2 separate regions of the Homo sapiens genome follow, and region 1 is linked to region 2. The links are chromatin contacts, found by Hi-C or POLR2A ChIA-PET in ENCODE. All regions are on one chromosome and are shown on one strand. Each heading gives the region's core, a stretch centred on a gene start or an enhancer-like site at or near the end of the contact. The rest is flanking DNA. Distances are from core to core; before and after follow the strand shown. Region 1 overlaps LOC105375199 (a long non-coding RNA gene). Region 2 overlaps LOC105375199 (a long non-coding RNA gene).

Region 1 (4,102 bases), core at 1,037-3,536, 37 kb after region 2:
ACCATCCTGGCCAACATGGTGAAACACTGTCTCTACTAAAAATACAAAACTTAGCTGGGTGTGGTGGTGCACGCCTGTAGTCCCAGCTACTCAGGAGGCTGAGGCAGGAGAATTGCTTGAACCAGGGAGGCGGAGGTTGCAGTGAACTGAGATCACACCACTGCACTCCAGCCTGGTGACAGTGCAAGACTCTGTCTCAAAAAAAAAAAAAAGAAAAAGTTCTGGAGCTAGATGGTGGTGATGGTTGCACAACAATGTGAATAATGCCACTGCACACCTAAAAATGGTTAAAATGGTAAAATTTTATGTGTATTTTACTACAATAAAAAATACAAAGATACTTTTATATCATGCACTTGATCCTCCCAAACACCCTGCCAGGAAGCAGAGGGGATTTACAAAGCAGAATCGGGTTCATGGTTCTGGGTAGGGCCCGAGACTCTGCATTGCTACTCTGCATTGCTACCCTGCACCTGGTGATGCTGGGGATCTACAGACCACAGCCCTGGGGCAGGACAAGTAGGTGGCAGGAATGAGATGCAAAACCTGATTCGTTATACTCACAGTCTTTTCTTTTTTCTTTCTTTCTTTTTTTTTTTTTTAATACCTTATACTCACAGTCTTTTCTTTTTTCTTTCTTTCTTTTTTTTTTTTTTAATACCTTATACTCACAGTCTTTTAGCTCTTTCAGGGAATCCCTCAGAAGCGACTCCAACCTCATGAGGAGGAAAGGGCTCACTGAGAACACAGATCCTCACCATCTTGATGGATTGATCAACTGAAATATTTCCAGGTGACCATCATGAGGCTCACCCATTGTTGTGAATGCCACAGACACCCTGAGGATATCTAAGTTACACCCGCCTTTGATCTTACACAGATTGCTTTTTTTAAAAAAAAATAAAAAAGACTACCTGTACTTCAGCTAAAATTAAACTATAATAGAAACTAATTGGATTGCAAACTAGTTGAACTACTTAAAGCTTTCCTTCACAAGATTATTTGTCAGAAGTTCTAATCCCTGATGCATATCAAAATCATCGTTTATTTTTTAAAATACCCATGCCCAGGACCCAGAGAGACTGATTCAATGGGTCTGCTGCTTAGTTTTGTTTTTCAAGTTCTCCAGGTAATAGCAGTCAGAGATGGAAATCATTGACCTAAGATTAAAACGCAACCTAAATTCAAGATATTTAATAAATTGCATTGGTTTATCTTCTTGATTGACATTACTAGATATCAGAATAAAAGTCTGGTATATTTTATTTGTTAACTCCAAATGCAAACAAAATACTTCAGCTATTTCATTGGGTCTAAATTTACTGTAGGGGCAAACTTTACACAAAATCACACAAGACTGCTAGCAGCAATTACATGCCCCTAGCAACACAAGGGTTAATTTTAGCATCATAAAACTCTCAGTTGGACCCACCAGTCTACTTAAAATTATGGTTAGGTTTATCTGCTTCATTCAAATCAATAGCTGCTTTACTTCCCCTGCTGAAACAGAGCTTGCCACCACAGCCATATTGATGTTACCCTTCTTATTGATTATCATCGTTCATATTCAGCCATAATTTGGATATTGCCAACCAACATTTCCAGCCAAGGACGCTTCAAAATAATGCATATAAATTGTGTCTTATTGATCACAGAACTTCTGCTGGCACTTAAGTATGTTGACATATAAACATGAACAGAAGTCCACAAGTTTGCATTTCTGATGTTTACAGAATTATAATTTATAGTAAAACAAACTTATGCTTTTAAAAAAATCACCTTCATAAAGTGGTATAAACACGAGGCTTAAATTGCAAAAACTATTAAAAGAATATAAAGTCCTACAGTTTTTTCAAATGATTTATGGAAAGAAAACGTCATTATTTCTCTTTTACACTTGATATCATTTAATTGCATTTTGCCACTTGCAAGATAAAAATAAATTTGCCAAATCATAATTACTGAAATCAAAAATTATAGTGTAATGAAATAATGTTTTCTTAAGAGATATATATGTGTATATCTTTTCTTATTTTAAGATTTCAAGAGTTCACAGTAAGATTAGCACAATGCTTGAGACACGTTTCCCAAAGATAGCTTGGCAGAAGCAGAGTAGAGCACTGTTATTAAATAAAACACATGGCCAAAGTCTCAACCTCTGTCATGAGGTGACTGCTGTTAACTCTTTATTAAGAGTTAACAGCTGCAGCTTTTCCCATAGAAAACAAGATAAACCAGGCAAACAGTGCACAGGTGCTGACCTGACCTGCTGCTGCTCAAAGTCTTGGAAAGGCCCACGTGACGTCATCAGGGGCACCGCCCTAACTCAGGGAAGTGAAGAAAGAGTTTCCTGGAGAAACTGAGGAATGATACATTCACAGACATATGTTGAGAAGCTGCCATCCTATCTCTCTATCACTTCCTTTGCTGTGTTCCCAGAGTGAGAGAAATGATAATTCTCACCGAAGGCACTCCACGGTCTCATGGTCTCGCCTGTGCTAGGAAGCCTGGGAGAATATATGCCACGTAGACTGTGTAACAGGAATAATATTTGGAAACTATGAGTGGTGTGTTTTTTCATCCCACGCCCTAGTCACATTCCCTGCACACATTCCATAGCTCCAGGGAAGAGGGAGAAGAAATGCCATTCTGGATGGACAAGAATACGAGCCAGGCAGGATGGGAAGTCAAAGCAAGCCTCTCGGGTCCAAGAGGAAGAAGATGGAGCCGATGAAGGATGGGCTGATGGATGGCAGCAGACAGTTGGACCCTGAATCCTGCCCCCTCATCCACCTCTGGATGGGAATCCTGGTACGGGGTGGAGCCGGGCTTCAGCTGGATTGGGGGAAGGCTGGAAGGTGAGGGATCTTGATACTCTGCTCTTCATTGGGAACTGCAGGAGGTGACTCCAGTCCTGGGCGTCACCCTGCCAGTACAGGGTAGGCACAGCGGGGTGGAAGTGGCAGCCCAGTGTAAGTCAGGTAGGGAAGAGTCCTGAGTAAGTGTCCCTCACCAACACTGGTTCCTATGGAGCAAAGGGGAGTGGAGAGTCCAGGAGATAAGGTGATAAGGGGTGAGGCAACTCTACCAGACAGGTCAGTTACAGGTCAAAGCTGAAATTCAAAAAGGTCTGCATTGCTAGGGAGAGCTAAGGTGGAGAGCCAGGTAAACGGGAGAGAAGCTGCACCAGCTCCATGGACTGCAGCAATAAGATCCCTGTCATGAGATCTACTACTCTGTGGTCACCTCAGCACTATTGACGTTTGGACCAGATAATTCTTCACTGATGGAGGCTGCCTACACATTGTAGAATGTTTAGCAGTATCCCTGCCCCCTACCCACCAGATGCCAGTAGCACTCCCCTCCCCTCTTCAGTAGTGATCATCAAAAACACCTCGGGACACCAAATGTCCCCTGAAGACAAACACTGTAGTAGGTTGAGAACTACTGCATCAGCCCTAGACACCGCTTGGAGAGGATGGCAAGGGAAGAGGCTGGAAAACTGAGCACCTATCCCAGAGACAGCTATTTCACACTGAGATCTCAAGGCCTGAAGAAAGTAAGATCCCATCAGTGGCAAGTTGAGGGACCTGACCCCTCCACCTCCACCCACCCATCCTTAGGCTACCCAGCCAAGTGGGTGCCCAAGAGCAATAGAAAATAACAACTCTGGGAAGAGCAGGCCATCACTCAATTTTACAGATGAGGAAACTGAGTTTCTAAGAGGTTAAGCTAACCATCCAAGGTCACACAACCAGTTAGTGGCTGAGCCAGCATTCAATGCCAGCGAGGCTCCCTCCAAAACCATGCTCATTCCTATACAACTCCCTTTCACACAGAGTGCCAAGTTAGAACTTCATGTGTATTGCAGTGTCATCTCAAGAAGACAGAGCTCCCGTTGGGAAGGAATGATATATGCCTCTATGCCAAGCATGTCATTTGTGCTCCATAAATATTTGCTGAATGAGTGAATGGATGAAACCCTCTCCTCTACCTCTGGGCTAAGCAGGCTGTTTCCCAAGGCCTCACTGCACCTGAAAAAACAAGAATGAAGATAAAGCAAAGGCTAACAATTGCAGGACCAGTGTTCCTTCTCAGAGAT
Region 2 (3,731 bases), core at 1,193-3,692:
AGGAAGCGCATGACAATATCTCTGATATTAAGAGTCAAATGGTGTCTCAAAAACAACAATCTTTTGTGATTGTTGTTATTCCAGCGAATTGGCAATTTACAAATAGGTTGTGTCCAAAAAAAATTCACTAATATATTTGGAATATAGAGTGTCAAGTACAAGTTCCCATGTATGCAGTATTACAAATGGTATTCCCAAACCAGCCCATAGACACCCATTTCATTTATATCTTGCTGATGGTGTTGGAGAAGACAAAGAAATATGCAGGATTCAAAAGGTAGAGTTGGCTTTGGAAAGACAATCTGTGGCACAAGATCCCAAAACAATCTCCTTATAATTTCTACCACTTCCAGAAAGAAGGAAGGAAGGAGGAAAGAAAGGAGGAAGGGAGGGAGGGAGAGAGGGGAGCAAGAAGGGAAGGAGGGAAGGAGGCAAGAGAGGGAGGAAGGGAGGAAGGAAGGAAAAAAGAAAGAAAGGGAAGGAAGGGGGAGTGAGGGAGAGAGGGAAGGAGGATAGGAAGGATGGAGGAAGGAGAGAAGAACAAAGGGAAGAGTGGGAGGGAGGGAAGAGAGGGAGGGAAGAAGGAAGGAACAGAAGGAAGAAGAAAGGGATGGAGGTAGGTTGAGAAGGAGGAAAGAAAGACAAGAAGTCTCTAAGATGACCTCCAATTATCAACACCTCCTGGTATTCATACCCTTGTGTAGTGTCTTCTTGAATATGGGCTGGCCTTATTATTAACTTCACTTGTAGCAAATAGAATACAGAAAAAGAGATCAGATGCCACTTCCAAGATTGGGCTATAAAAAGGCAGTGGTTTCTGTCTCGGGCTTTCTCTCCCCTTCTCCCTTTCTATAACCGCTTGCCTTGGTGGAAGCTAGCTGCCACATCACAAGGGTGTCCTGCAGAGAGGCCACATAGCAAGGGGCTGAGGACCACCAAGCAAGTGATCTTGGGGATGAAGCCCCCTCACAAGTCATGCTTTCAGATAAGACCAAAACCCTTACCAACAGCTTGACTGCATGAGACAACTTGAGCCAGAGGTGCCCAGCTAGGCTGTGCCCAGATTCCTTACTTACAGGACCTGTGAGCTCTTAAATGCTTATTGCCTAGGTTTTAGAGTAATTTGTTATGCAGCAATAAATAACTAATTGGAAGGAAGGAAGGAAAAAGGGAGGGAACAAGGGAAGAAGAGAGGGAAGGAAGGGAAGAAGGCAGGAATAACCATGTCTGCCATAATCTAGCCAGGGAACAGAAACCACTCTGAGTATTTTGGTTGCTCAGGAGACAACAAAGCTGAGCAGTTACTAGGAGACGGTGACATAACCCAGAGATGAGCAGGGACAGGAAGCTATACTGCCCCTAAAGTGGAGGATCAAAGGAGGAAGCAGTGTTACCAGAAGCCAGAAGAAGCCAGGTCACCCTGCAGAAGCTGGAACCACAGGGGCCTGATTGGTAGGAGCTGGAGCTGTAGATGCCATTCAAGACAGGGAAGGGCAAGGAGAAACATTGTGGCTTCTCTCTTCTTCTCACCATGCAGTTCCCATTGGTGCCTTCCATTGGCCAAACCCAGCCAGAAAGCAGCTGACACCGGATCCTAAGAAATAGCCCACAAGGGCCAGCCTCCTGCATTACACAGCACAGCTGGGAAGGAATGGCCTCACAGGCCAGGCCTGGCACACTAGCTAACTAGCTAAAGAGAAGGGAAAATATCTATTGCCAGTCCTCAGCAGATTCAGCCAGAAGGGACTGCTTATTAGCTCTGTGAACAAGGACCATTCACAATCTGCATGAAAACTCAAATTATGAGATGACAAAAATAACTACCAATCAACAGTACCCCTTGATAAACCACAAGGTAAATCATGACACTTGCCAAATGAGTCCTCCAGAGATGGGAGGGAACACGACGGCCTGGGACTGGCTGGGTTTGGGAACTGGAGAGAAGGAAGATCAGGTTGAAGTCAGGGCTCCTGGGTCCCAAGGGAAGAGGAGGTGACAGAACCCATGTCAGAGGGAGCAGAGCAAAGGAGTGAGGCTAGCCAGCGCGGGCGCCACGTGCGGAGACACACAGGTGTTCCACTGGGTCCAACACTAGGTCTTCACAGTCAAAAGAGAACTGAAACGTGAGGGTAAAGGGAGGGTAGCCGGTATGAGTGACTGGTGATCTAGGCAGGAAGCCAGGCTGCAGGGCATTTAATGAGTGGGTGCAATCACGTGGTAGAGTTTGACAGTGAATGGAAAGACAAAAACAAGCTTGCGGCATGGCAGGTTCCCGCCAAGGATCTGGTTTGAAAACAGAGGAAGAGAAGGTAGAAACTAACACCAAAGGCTAAGAACCTGCACAGTAAATTGCCTATCAGTCTTCCTCATAGCCTGCAAGCTACTTGAGGGAGGGATTTGCAGCACATGTGTCTCACTCAGTTTTCTGAGGGCCTTGGATAGTGTCTGGCCCATAGTAGGTGCTCAATGCATGGCTGTGAGATGAATGAGTGAGCCAAAGTGAAACCACAGAACGTCATGAGGGCAGGAGAACGAGGCAGAACCCACGGAAGATGCTCTCAAGTGATGTGGCGGCGTGGTGGCCTGCTGGAAAACCCCAGCGGCGGCCAGACCCGTGTGGGCAGCTGCAGTCAGAAAATGAGATGGTTCTTTCTGAGCAAATATGCAGTTATAAATAGCACAGGCTACGCAAATCGCCACAGCTGCATGGCAAAGGACTAGAGGGTGCGCTCAGCACAGAGGACGTTCCCGGCCACCAAATTCCTTCTGAACTATCCCCGCCATCAGCAGGGGCTGCTGCCCAGAGGGGAGACCCATGCCACGAGAGAGGTCAGCATTGCCTTACGTCTTTATAAGGCTGCTCCTAAGGGACTTGCCCTGAAGAGCCTTATGCTTCAAAGCCCACTCACCTGTAAAAGTGTCCCAACCACTGAGCTGGTTCCACAAAGGCATTAAGAAATTACCACTATGGGCTGGGCACGGTGGTTCATGCCTGTAATCCCAGCACTCTGGGAAGCCAAGGCGGATGGATCACCTGAGGTCAGGAGTTTGAGACCAGCCTGGCCAATATGGTGTAACCCCGTCTCTACTAAAAATACAAAAATTAGCTGGCCGTTGTGGCGCACACCTGTAATCCCAGCTACTCGGAGGCTGAGGCAGGAGAATTGGTTGGCCCCAGGAGGCAGAGGTTGCAGTGAGCCAAGATCACACCATTGCACTCCAGCCTGGGCGACAAGAGTAAAACTCAGTCTCAAAACAAAAACAAAAACAAAAACAAAACAAAACAAAACAAAAAAATACACTATGTCAAGTTATTAGGTAACCCATAACATCCTTTGTTTTAACATAGCCTTGCCAAGGGCCGGGCACAGTGGCTCACGCCTGTAATCCTAACACTTTGGGAGGCTGAGGCGGGCAGATCACTTGAGGTCAGGAGTTCGAGACCAGTCTGGCCAATATGGTGAGACCCTGTCTCTACTAAAAATAAAAAAATTAGCCAGGCGTGGTGGTGGGTGCGTGTAGTCCCATCTACTTGGGTAGCTGAGGAACGAGAATTGCTTGAACCTGGGAGGTGGAGGTTGCAGTGAGCTGAGTGAGATCATGCCACTGCACTCCAGACTCGAGATACAGTGAGACTCTGTCTCCAAAATATATATACATGTACTTCTCTAAATTAAATATTGAAATAAATTTTAAAATGCCCGGTTCATGTAGTTATAATAATAATACTA

The links. Hi-C counts contacts between places; a loop is a spot of excess contacts on that map. ChIA-PET counts read pairs that join two places held with the same protein, here RNA polymerase II (POLR2A). Pooled maps may share reads with other maps.
Region 1: a loop to region 2 is called in a map of chondrocyte, with 2.4 times the contacts of the local background. The contact joins two enhancer-like sites. A Hi-C loop is called at or near these places in 4 of 168 maps with a recorded cell type or tissue (chondrocyte, endothelial cell of hepatic sinusoid, endothelial cell of umbilical vein and 1 more), 30 of 37 single-sample maps with no recorded cell type and 6 of 50 pooled maps. POLR2A ChIA-PET finds 5 or more read pairs at or near these places in 4 of 52 experiments (A673, B cell, H1 and 1 more).

Annotation. Positions count from the first base shown.
Region 1 is chr7:26,003,610-26,007,711 of GRCh38, forward strand. All of the region lies in intron 6 of LOC105375199 (a long non-coding RNA gene), which reads right to left. Among named protein-coding and RNA genes, the nearest start is that of MIR148A, 56 kb to the left of the region's middle. Within about 2 kb of position 2,287, at least 3 of the 41 ENCODE cell types and tissues checked have a DNase peak (open chromatin) inside an H3K27ac peak, as active enhancers do.
Region 2 is chr7:25,966,174-25,969,904 of GRCh38, forward strand. All of the region lies in intron 6 of LOC105375199 (a long non-coding RNA gene), which reads right to left. Among named protein-coding and RNA genes, the nearest start is that of MIR148A, 18 kb to the left of the region's middle. RefSeq lists enhancers at 1,875-1,934, 2,385-2,824. Within about 2 kb of position 2,443, at least 5 of the 41 ENCODE cell types and tissues checked have a DNase peak (open chromatin) inside an H3K27ac peak, as active enhancers do.